Linked DNA regions of Mus musculus: region 2 is linked to region 1. A link is a contact called in ENCODE Hi-C or POLR2A ChIA-PET data. All regions are on one chromosome and are shown on one strand. Each heading gives the region's core, a stretch centred on a gene start or an enhancer-like site at or near the end of the contact. The rest is flanking DNA. Distances are from core to core; before and after follow the strand shown.

Region 1 (5,906 bases), core at 2,095-4,594:
AGACCAGAAGATCCCATGAAGTACTGACAGTACCTTTAGAAAAACAACTTCTATTTGTATATCATAACGTCTGAGATAGTATGAAAATGTTGACCATCTAGAACATGAAGTGAAAAATAAAAATATGTAAGTGTAAGTTCAAGCCATGATTTTCAAGGTCAAGCCCAGCTTTTCAAGGTCAAACCCATCCTCAGAGCCTTAAGGCTTGAATTCACCTAATACTAAATGCATTCATCTTTACCATGAGTGAAATCAATTGCTTTCTGGTGATACTACAGGCTAAATAAATTAATAATTTCCTTTTACCTCTTCACCTTTATATCATAGTATATCATTATTACACACACTATCTAGTATTCAATCCCAAATATTATAGCTAATTTGCTAACTGCAATTAATCTTTATGTTTTTTGTTGTCTTATCAACAAAAGAAGTAATGTATTTCATTATACAAAACTGAAAGGATAAAATGGGACAATAGATAAGATGGTTTACTCTGCTGAAAACATTTAATATCCACAAGGGCACAAAAACACCATCATGATTTTGTAAAATACAATTCTCAAACCATTTTAATTGCTTGCTGTATTTTTCTTTGTGACCCACATGCCATACATTATAACATAAAATTTTAATTGCTAAAAGACATGATTTTCTATCTAATTGATATTACTTTTTTAATCTTCTTTTTGTTGCTATCGTTTTTTTTAATAACTAGGTTTTATATTGTAGCCCAGGTTAGCCTCAAACTTGGAGACTATCCTCCTGTCTTAAAGACATCTCAATAGATTAACAAGAATCCTTGTCCTACATTTGAATCATCCTCTAAGAAGATGAAAAAGATCACAGACAACTCTGTGACCTACTGAAGGTATAGCTTCAAGCCCTGCTCCCATAGGAAAGGGCACATGTGACATCTCTGTTAGTGGCTATGGCACTTGTCCTATAAATTGCTTTGAGCCTGATGTCAAGTGTGGCCAGAGATTGCACTTTGATCCTGATCACTTAGATGACTCTAAAACAACAACAACAACAACAAAAAAAAAAAAAAAAAAAAAAAACTAAAACCCATGATGGGTGTTCCAATGACCATGTTATGGCTACAATGTAAAACCTAATTATAAAATTCTAGGGTCTCATTTCTTCCCTGGTCTATTAAAGTCATCTTTTTAAACTATGCTATTCTCTATATCCCCAATTGTTCTTACTGTCATTGCTACAGTTTGAAGACAGGTTTCTAATTATTTCTATTGCTGCTTAAAACTAGAACTAAGTAAGAGGTGATAAAAATGAAAACTACTATGAAGATAGAACCAAGACTTGAGCACAACTATCTCCTTATTATGCCGGCCGGGGGGATGGGTGGGAGGTAAGGACGCTCTCTGCTTGCTGCTTGGATGCTCTGTTAGATTACCAATAAAAGTTTGTCGAGGAGTCAATTAGTTCTAGTCATTTTAAGCTTAAGGATCCTATAAGTCAGAAAGTAAAAGCATCCTATATTCATAACTGAAGTAGAGAAGAAGCTAAGGGCTGGAGACTGCCATCCTAGTCCTTTATGTCTGAAACCATATTGGCAGGGGAAGGTCATGCACCTGACCTGGCTATGCCAAAGGCTGAAGGAGGAGGATCCGTTAAACCTACACATCGAGTACAGGCCTTGGCAAAATATCAAGATCCTATCTCAAAATAATGATAACTTCTGGATCCTGGTTGTCTAGTTAATGTTTCTATTGCTGCAACAAAACCCCATGACAGACGATAAATCAAGATAGAGTCACTTGTCACCAAGCTGAAACTAACCTGTCTATGTAACCTTTTGCAGAAATAAAGAACTAAAGAGATAACAGACAAATATCCCAGGATAATAAAATTCCTCTGCCTTAATCTTAGCACACAAACATTACTCTGGTGCTAAGCAATGATTTATTTTCCTACTGTTCTGTATTCCTGCCCATGCCTTACAGGGATAGAGTAACTATGAAAGGACCATTCTTCTTTTGTTTATTGCTTCTGCTTTTCCATCTCTTCTCTTCCTATACAACCAATGCTACGCTCAGAAAATCAGAATGCTTATTCTACCTTACAGGGTGAAATGTTGTCCTTTTTCTAGAATTGAAAATAAAGCCAATTAAGACATTTAGATGCAGTGGTTCATGCAAGTAGTCCTAATAATCAAGAGGATGGAGAGTTCAAAACCACACTGGGTTTCATACTAATAACCTGTCTTGAAACAAATCTAGCTAAATACACACACACACACACACACACACACACACACACACACACACACACCTAAGTATATAGAATATATTTATTTATGCACACATACATTTGTAATTTTTTTCTCTAAAACACAAAGATGAAAAACCTAAGATCCTGCATTTTGTAAAGCTGCCCCGTTTGTATGGATCTGTAACAATTCCAGAAGCTAGAGTAATTTGGTGACTTTCATAGATAACTCAGGAACAGCCTACCTGCAAGCTACTCATCAACTACTCCCTTCTTCCTCTGAAACCTCTAAGAAGAAATGCCTGCTCTGCCGTGAAGGCCCTTTGTCTGCCTGTCTGTCTGTTTGCCTGTGTCATCAATGTATCTTCTAATGAATCTCTTATAAGGACAATCTATTTCAGTGTCCCCCTTTAGCCTCCAAACTTTTGGTCAACAAGAGTGGATGCCCTGTGGGACCCTATTATCACAGAAAGCAGTGAAGATAGAAAATTAGAAGAAGAGGAGGAGGAGGAAGAGGAGAAGGAGGGGGAGGAGGAGAAGAAGGAGGAGGAGGGGATAGAGGGAGAATAAGAAAAAGAAGCAAGACAAGCAAAATGGGGAGATTTGGCAATGTTAACATTTTCCACCAGATACAGAAACTCTGGCGTGATCAGTGAGTGACTCTACTCAAAACAGGTTTTTGTTGTTTTGTATAATGGGACAAGGTGAGCTTACAAGGAGAGGACCTTATCAAAAACAAATTCTGTGCCAGTCACCCAACTTCTCCGCGGGTTCTAGATCTTTATATTCTCTGGACTGTATTTTCTCCCTCAGCTTAGACGATACATTTCCAAACACCTACTAAACCCTCAAAGGCTGAACAAACAACCAGGCTTCACAAGGTTCCCCAGAAAAAAACGAAAACATTTCAAGTTCTCCAAATTTTGTACCTTTTGTGGTTCTGAAATTATCAGCTATGTATCTAGTTTAAAACAGTGGGATCCAGAGGAAAAGCACCCCAACGACGCTGAGGGAGGTATCTCCCTCACCTGCAGCCTGTTGGGACGGAAAACTACAACTCCCATGAGGAAGTAGGGCCGCAGAATCCACAACTCCCAGCATCCTCCCGGAGGCCCAAAATGGTCAGGCGAGTAGTCGAAGCGAGACCATAAATGTCTGCGGAAGGTGTGGAGAAGCTTTCTCTCGAGATAGCAGCATCTGAGGAGGAATCTGTAGCCCCGACAGAACAACAAGATGTAGCGTGCGGCCTGGAGAACTTGCCTGTGAGCTTGTGGCCTTTGGGGGCGGAGCCCAGGCCTAAACCTTTCCAGGTAGAGGCAGGGCTAAGTGGCTGAAAGGGCTGGGGGTGGTGCCCTTTTCTTTGGGGGCGGAGCCAGAGGGCGGCGCTAGAGGGCTGTCCCTTTCCCCCGGGGGCGGGGCCAGTGCCCTTTATATGGGGGCGGAGCTAGAAAGCAGCTCACCGATCTTAGGGGCGGTGCTAAAGGGCCTGTCTATTTCCCTTCTCTCCCCAGGCGGGGCCAGCGCTGTTCTAGACTGGGTTGGAGGGATGTCCTGTAGCCCCACAGGGGCTGACTACAAGACTCCTCTTAATTCTCACCAAGGGGAGCCTGCACCCTTCCATGTTGGGGCGGAGATAGAGGCCTGCGGACAGCCTCCATGGAAGGAACCAGAGAGCTGCTTATATCTTGAGTAGTTGAGGCCAATGCCCATGTAGAGCCAGGTCTAAAGAGCTGGGGGGAGTAGGAAGCTGGGGGGGGGGGGGGTGAGTAGGAAGGGGATTGTTTCACACTTCGCTGCAGAGCAGAATTCCAGGGCTACTCACTGCCCCCGGGGGCGCTAGAGCTCTTTCCTAGAAGCCAAGAAAGAGAGACACATAGCTCCCCCACGTGGTAGTAATTGTCAAATTGGCTGTAACAACAGGCTTCTTCCCCCCCACACACACACACACACCCCACCCCACCCCCGATATTTTTATTTTTTTTTTATTAGCACACGGGGTATCTAGTTTAACTATGGCATTTTTAAAATGTTCATTAGCAAATGTTGATTATACATAATAATGAGTTTTGTGATGACATTTTTCCACATATGCACAGAAGGTGTTTTGATGATATGCACCACCACCCTCTCTGGTCCCTCACCCTCTCCCAGTAATCCTTCACCTTCCTGGCTAGTGCCCCTTTTATCTTTCATCTCGCTGTGGTGAGTGTGTGTGTGTGTGTGTGTGTGTGTGTGTGTGTGTAGGAGACAGAGAGCCAATGAGTTTCATCAAGGTTGTTTACTGGAACTGCAGTCTTCTTGACGTCTTACTATTATTTACTCTTTGAGAATCCCATACAATATGTTTGTCATCCTTTTTCCCTCCCCCAAATCCTCACAGATCCTTGCCCACCTCGCAATCTACCCAATTTCATGTTCTTTCTCTCTCGAGGGGGAAATAAGCTGTTGGTCTGAAAGAAAAGTTCTTAAATGGACAGAATTTAATATTTTTCTTTGAACCTGTAATAAGACCTTAACAAGGATTCTTACCTTATACTGTCTGTAAAATAGCAGTTCCCTAACATGTGTGTGGCAGAGGCGTGACTTTTCAGAAAGCTTTTTCCCCCTGTCTGGCTTGTACTCAGAACTTACTGAGGGATCAGAGAAAACCATCTCCATGTCTGGTCTCGGCTATCTGACATGTAAGAAAGGCTTGGTTATGAATCTCAGCCCCTGGAGTCAAACTTAGCTGAGGTCTCCGCCATGCTGAGAGATCTTGGACACACATAAATTAACTTCTTCAGATCCTCAGAAGCCCTAGAGTTTAAGTCATAGACCCTCTTCTCAGCTGCTTGGGAATTACTGTTCCTAGTGCTCTGTAGGAACTCAATAAATGGCTGCTACCTCAAAGCCCTACTCCACCCTTCAACCCCTCAGACCATGGCCTAAGTTGCTTATGGAATAGGGAAAGACCAAAGATGCTGGCAGAGGGGTGCCCCCTCGGATGTCAGACTTAAGAGTATGACTTCAGCATCTTACCTACTCCACAGAGTTTGTTGTTTTCGAAGTGAAAATAACTTTAAAATTGTATAGCTTTCCCCCATCCAGAATAAGAACAAATTAGGGCTGCTCTTTCTTCCTTCTAGGATTTTATGAGCAGAAAATGGGATAATACATTCTATAGCAGATTTCAAAAGGTGAAGCAGGATTTCAATGTGAGAAATAGCGCCCTCTCATCTATGACTCATAGCCAGCAACACACATCTGCATTTGCATTGACAGTTTATTAATAACACAAGTAGATAATACTCCATGTACCAATGAGCTCTTAAGGCTTGGTCAAGATCAAACATTCCAGGATGTCTGCGAAGACCACCTATTTTTTTTCTTTATTCATCAAATAGTCGAGTGACTATAATATACCAGGCACTGTATTAGACGAGGCCTAGAAGATGACATCATTTGATTGAAGAAGACAGCATCCAGTTGCTTTTTTTTTAAGCTAGAAGTATCTAACATGAAAGAAAAATATTGCTCCATTCTTAAGTAACTCCAATAAATACTCATTAAGAACTAAAAGTATGCCAAGTGATGAGTTGGAATACAGAGAATAAGAAAACATGCCCCCTGCCCTCAAAGCACTAACAGTGTGATGATCCTACACTCAATTTTAGCTCGTTGTGCTACTGAATAAAAGT
Region 2 (5,906 bases), core at 973-3,472, 640 kb after region 1:
TTCTCGTGTAAATGAAATCACATGTATGCTAACATCTGTCCTTTGGGTCGGCTTTACTTCACCTGGAACCCCACCTTCAAGTTGCACTCACGTGAAAGCATGTCTCTGCACCTAATTCCTTTCAAGGCTGACTAATATTCCAACATACGAACACAGCTCTTCTTATTTATCAGTTCATCTGTTGGTGAGCATTTGGCTTGTGTCCTGGTGGCTACTGTTGGTAGTTTCATTTTGAGTGCTTGTTTTTTGAGTTGGAACCTTGCTGGATAGCCCAGGTTACACTGCAGTCTCTACCTCCAGGCTGGTGGGTTTTATAGGATTGTGCCACCACAGCAGATTTGAGTCTTTCATTAAAGACATTGTTATCACTAGTAGGTGGAAAGTCTTCTTTGTATAAACCTCCTGGAGTTCACACAGAAATTGGGACCAAGAGGAGCGATTCTGACTACTTCTCAAGGGTACAGCAAAGAAGTTAGATTCTAGGCAGGAAAGCGCTCTCTAAATTCCGAAGTCTCCACAAGGATGTACAACACTGTAGGTACTACTTACTAGCTTAGCCTTTTACAGATAGAGGAAAATAATGAATACAACCATTTAAATACATAGCATGCTTTGGCCAGTGAGGTGGCTCAGCAGGTAACCTGAATTTGATCCCTAGAACCCACTCTGGAAGGAGAGAGTTGGCCCCCCCCCCTGCCCCCCCGCAAGCTGTCCTCAGACCTCCATGGGTGTACATACAAGAATACCTACACACACAGACACAGACACACAGACACACACACAGACACACACACAGAGAGACATGCATGCATGCACAAAATCAATAAATGAAATACGAAATAAAAATATATATAGTACATTTTTGGTGGAAATGTAGTCTCCCCTCCCCCAGCCTGAAACCTGCTTGCTCGGGGTGGAGCTTCCTGCTCATTCGTTCTGCCACGCCCACTGCTGGAACCTGAGGAGCCACACACGTGCACCTTTCTACTGGACCCGAGATTATTCGGCGGGAATCGGGTCCCCTCCCCCTTCCTTCATAACTAGTGTCCCAACAATAAAATTTGAGCTTTGATCAGAATGAAATTGTCTTAGCTCCGTTTCTTTTTTCGCCCCGTCTAGATTCCTCTCTTACAGCTCGAGTGGCCTTCTCAGTCGAACCGTTCACGTTGCGAGCTGCTGGCGGCCGCAACAGAAATGGCTCAAACGAAAGGACTTGTCTAGGTAGGCAATGCACTCTATTTTTCACAAAGCCAACGCCAGTGTACTAAATACTCATTTTTTTTTTTTCCTTCGAGACAGGGTTTCTCTGCGTAGCCCTAGCTGTCCTGGAACTCATTTTGTAGACCAGGCTGGCCTCGAACTCAGAAATCTGCCTGCCTCTGCCTCCCTAGTGCTGGGATTAAAGGTGTGCACCACCATGCCCAGCATTTCTGTATTTCAAAATATGTTTTAGTAAGGGTTATTTTGCTTCTCTAACCCTGAGGTGGTTCACAGACTCCTGATCCAGGCACAAGGTTTCCTCGTGATTGGGGGTTAATAATCTCAAATTTACCAACCCATAATTAGAGATTCGGTGCTTAGTCTTAGGGCAGTCACAGTGGAGCATCAGAGGAAAAAAATCACACATGCTGCATGCCGTATTAGCTGCTGTTCTGGCAGGTGCTCGGTAATGGCTAGAGAGCGGGAGTTGACTTGACTTCCTAGGAGATCGCCCACGAACTGGATAGTTCCTCGGAAAAGGTGACAGCAGCACTTGAGTCATGGCGAAGACGAAAGGAGGTCTTTTACCCGTGTAACTTTGCAAGTTACACCCTGACCGCTTAACAAATGTTTACTTAAGCGAATTAATACTAACACTGCCTTCGATAAGAGCTGATGAGGTCGGGAAATCTTAGAGAGTCCTAAGAAAATTGGGGAAAGAAGCCGACAAGAGGAGAAGCAGGAAGAAGAGGAGAGGGAAGAGGGGGAGGAGGAAGAAACTTTTGCTAGCTAGCCACGTGCTTTCAAAGCTTTTCTCTGGACTAAGACGCCTCCAGCTTTGAAATCGCATCACAGAAATTGGTTCCCTCATCCCTCCCACCCATCCCTGGGGCCAAATTCAGGGACCCGTGGCTGCTGTTTTCCTTGACCCAGCACCCCACACAGTCAGTGTTTTCCTGAGTCGGCCATGCCCCGGTCATTTCTTGTGGGCGAATTGGCCTCTCCGGGGCTGTCAGGATGCTGTTCGTCTCCATGACAACAGCGTGTGCGAATGAGGAGATGCAGCATACTGAGTGGTGTCATCCTAAGAAACCAACCCCCACCACTCCCACACTTCTGGGGCCCGGACCGCAGGAAGTGGAATTCTTCTGGGAAAGAGGCTGACGTCGCTGGTGGCCAGGCCCCTGCCCCAGCCCCAGCAGGCGCTGATGCAAGCGCAGCCCGCCAGTGGCAGGCAATCCCCAAGGACCTGGCGCAGCTCTGTGTCTTGTTCCTTTCCGGCCACCCCGCCCAGTTTTCTCTTTGGAGTAAATAGCTTCTGGGTGGTTTCTCACCCAAAGACGCAGTGCAGGTGGGGACAATGTGTCTTTCCTCAAACCAAGTCTCTGTGGCTCTTCCCAGATTGGGATAGGAGGAATCTGAATACCCAGACTGGCCATTTTTGGGTCAATATGGAAGGCGTCCAGAGCTCCTTCTCTCACTTGGACCGCCCAGGTGGCCTGGGATACCAATGTCAGCTGGTGCCAAGGAAACCGCCCGGATCACGAGGGATCCTTGTGGACCGATCAGGAGTCTGTGAACCGCCTCGGGGTTAGAAGTGGTCCAGCCATGGCCGGTCTCCATCGCCCTCTTCTGGGCAAAAAGGAGAATCGTTCTAAAATTCTGTCTGGGACCTCCCAGACCTTTAGAGAGGGCTAGGAGAGTTGGCAGGGCTGGGGTGCGACAGATGTCTCCACAGTAAAACAGATCAGGAAATGGAGGCCCAGAGAGGACAGAGATATGCCCATAGTCTCTCAGCCACGCTAGGAACTAGTCAGGACCAGAATTTGCGTTTTATGTTCACCGCACAATCTGTTTTTGCTGTTTTAAGATTTTAAGACAGGGTCTCTCTTTGTATTAGGGGAGAGAGGGAGAGAGGGAGGGTAAAGGGAGGGAGTAGAGAGAGACAGACAGAGACAGAGAGAAGAGACACAGAGACTAAGATATAGAGGGAGAACTGATCTAAAGGTCAGAAAACAGTTTGTTAGATTCAGGTCTCTCTTTCCACCGTGTTCGTCTTAGGAATTAACTCAGGTCAACAGGCAAGGTGTCAAGACTTTACCTGTAAAGCCATCTCCCATCCTGCATCCTAGAATTATAGCCATGGATTCCGCAACACCTAGATTACTACTTTTAAATGAATTGTGCTGGGGTGTGTGTGTGTGTGTGTGTGTGTGTGTGTGTGTGTGTGTGTGTGTGAGAGAGAGAGAGAGAGAGAGAGAGAGAGAGAGAGAGAGAGAGTTTCTATGAAGTTTGTGCATGTAGGATGTAGGTGGCTGTGCAGGCCAGAAGGGGGCGTCAGATACCCTGGACCTCTACAGGAGCCATAAAAGTGCTCTTAACCAATGAGTCATTTCTCCAACCCCAAATTAGAGATACTTTTAAAACTTTCACAGTTTTAATTTCTACTACCGCTAAGATGTAACCCACTCAATGAAGCTTATCTGGGCACTCAAGTATTTAGAGTGGAAATGAGTTTTAATCCTGAAGCCTGCGGTGTAGGGTGGCTCCCTCTCTGTCAGTAATACTGTCCTCTTTTAATCACAATTGCTCTCATAGAGGACATTACTTGTTTTATTTTGAATGTGTTTAGTACTTTGTGAAAAAGCAGATTTGGGTTCTGTGGGCCTGAGGTGGGGCTGCAGCTCTATATTTCTAGCAAGTTTCCAAACAGCTACTGATCTGGAACCCACATTTTGAGAACTGAGCTTCTAGACTTTGGTCTACATGCTAAAATTAATGCCTATGTCTGTTCTGTGTTAGCAATGAGAAGGTTTCCACAATTAAGCTGAGAGTGGAGGGGGTGGGGAGAGAGAGAGAGATATGCTGGAAAGAAAAATGGTATAAAGGCTATGAAGAAGTAGGAGCCAAATGCTGAAAGTTACTGACAGGAGACATTAAACTTACCTCAGTTACAGATCTATAAAAAACTAGGGTCTTTCCCAGGTCTCAAAGCACATACTGAGTAGTTGAATGGTGAGAATTTCACATGTCCAATGCAAAAAGAAAAAAAAAAGCCTAAAAAAGACAACACAATTTGCACAGAGGCTGGGAGTGTGGCTCAGGTCCTGAACACCTGCTTGGGATGCATAAGGTCCTGGGTTCGCTCCCCCAACGCTTTAAAAACAACCCAAAACTTCCTAGGGGGTGGTTTGTGGGGGATTTCTCAATATGCCATGTAACTTTTTGGTTTTCAGTGAGGTGGAAAATATCTTAAAACCAAACTGTCACTGCTTCTGCTATCTAAATTGGGGTGTTAATAAAATTTACATCAGCGGAAAAATGAAGCTCTACCCTGGGTCTTTCTGCTTACAGAATGGAAGAAAGAAGACCAGATGGTTTGGCTTCCAAGGAAGGAGCCATAAACCCAGATGTGTCCAGACATCGAGGTGGCTTGTGCCAACCAGAGAGGCTGGCGGTTCTGTCGAAAAGATCCTCATTTTCTGTCACAGGGACAGCCACCACTCAACTTTCCCCTGTGGCTACCATGTTTGACTGAGGATCTCGTGTTATTGAGTCTTTCAGTATTGGTGTGTGTGTGTGTGTGTGTGTGTGTGTGTGTGTGTGTGTGTGTGTGTGTAAACCAGAGGGTAACATTGGGTATCATTCTTCAGGTATGGTCTACCTTGTTTATTTGATCAAGTCTCTCACTGAACCTGGGGCTCAAAACTAGGCTAAGCTGGCTGGCCAGCAGTCCCCTGGGATCTGTCCTGTTTCCCAGGAAGCACTGGGATGATGACCTGCACCTGGCTTTTAATGTAGGCTCTGGGGTTTGAACTCAGGTCTTTATGTATGCATGAAAGCACTTCACACAGTGAATGAGCTCTCTTCCCTGTGTCAGTGCATCTCATTTCTTGACAGGAGCCTGAAACCAAGATTATACATAAACTGTAGTAATTTATTCAATGTTTAAACTTATTTATTTAAAGCTAGAATTTCACTATGTAGCCTGGTTTGACATGAAATCACTATATAGACCAAGCTGGTCTCAAAAAAAAATCACAGAGACTGGCTTACCTCTACCGTCTCAGTGCTAGGATTAAAGGTATGTGCCAACACACCTGTGTAATGTTATTTATTTATTTGTTTGTTTGCTTGCTTATTTGAGACAGTGTTTTGTCTTGTAATGATACTGTGTTGACCAGCGTATAAACTTACAACATGACCACTCCATAGTATGGTTAAGGGGAAGGGTTTTTTTATTCTGTTTGGGTTTCTAGTTTTATGAGACAGGGTTTCTCTGTGTAGCCCTGCCTGTCCTGGAACGCACTCTGTAGACCAGGCGAGAGAGAGAGAGAGAGAGAGAGAGAGAGAGAGAGAGAACAAGAGGAAGATAAGAAGAAAGCAGGCAAGAAGGAACAGGGTCCACATAGTAGGGTTATAAGGAAAATGAGAAGGGGGGGGGAGGGAAGCCCATGAATTTGGGAAGTTTAGGGTAGCTGGGAAGTGAGAAGAGCTGTGGAGAGGCAGAATGCCACCAGAGATGTTGAAATGTGTCACAGGTACTTGGGTGCTGAGGGACCCTGGAGGACAGCGTGTGCTTTGGCATGATATTCAGTAGCCATTTGTCCCTTCTGCTCGTGATAAGGAAAATAATCCCTTTTGGTAGAGTGGAACCAGCTTCACAGGGTCCTGGGGAACTAAGTGCCAGAATTTGGGGAAATGTT

What was found. A loop is a pair of places that touch in the nucleus more often than their neighbours do. ChIA-PET counts read pairs that join two places held with the same protein, here RNA polymerase II (POLR2A).
Region 2: POLR2A ChIA-PET joins it to region 1 with 12 read pairs in embryonic stem cell. The contact joins the enhancer-like site here to the promoter of Setmar in region 1. A Hi-C loop is called at or near these places in 1 of 37 maps with a recorded cell type or tissue (v-Abl transformed pro-B cells). POLR2A ChIA-PET finds 5 or more read pairs at or near these places in 3 of 5 experiments (Patski and embryonic stem cell).

What each region holds. Positions count from the first base shown.
Region 1 is chr6:108,061,701-108,067,606 of GRCm38, forward strand. Setmar (SET domain without mariner transposase fusion) reads left to right here and starts at 3,345. Exons shown (of 2, transcript NM_178391.4): 1 at 3,345-3,539. The coding sequence starts at 3,381.
Region 2 is chr6:108,707,334-108,713,239 of GRCm38, forward strand. No RefSeq gene overlaps it. Among named protein-coding and RNA genes, the nearest start is that of Gm35359, 21 kb to the right of the region's middle. Within about 2 kb of position 2,223, at least 1 of the 3 ENCODE cell types and tissues checked has a DNase peak (open chromatin) inside an H3K27ac peak, as active enhancers do.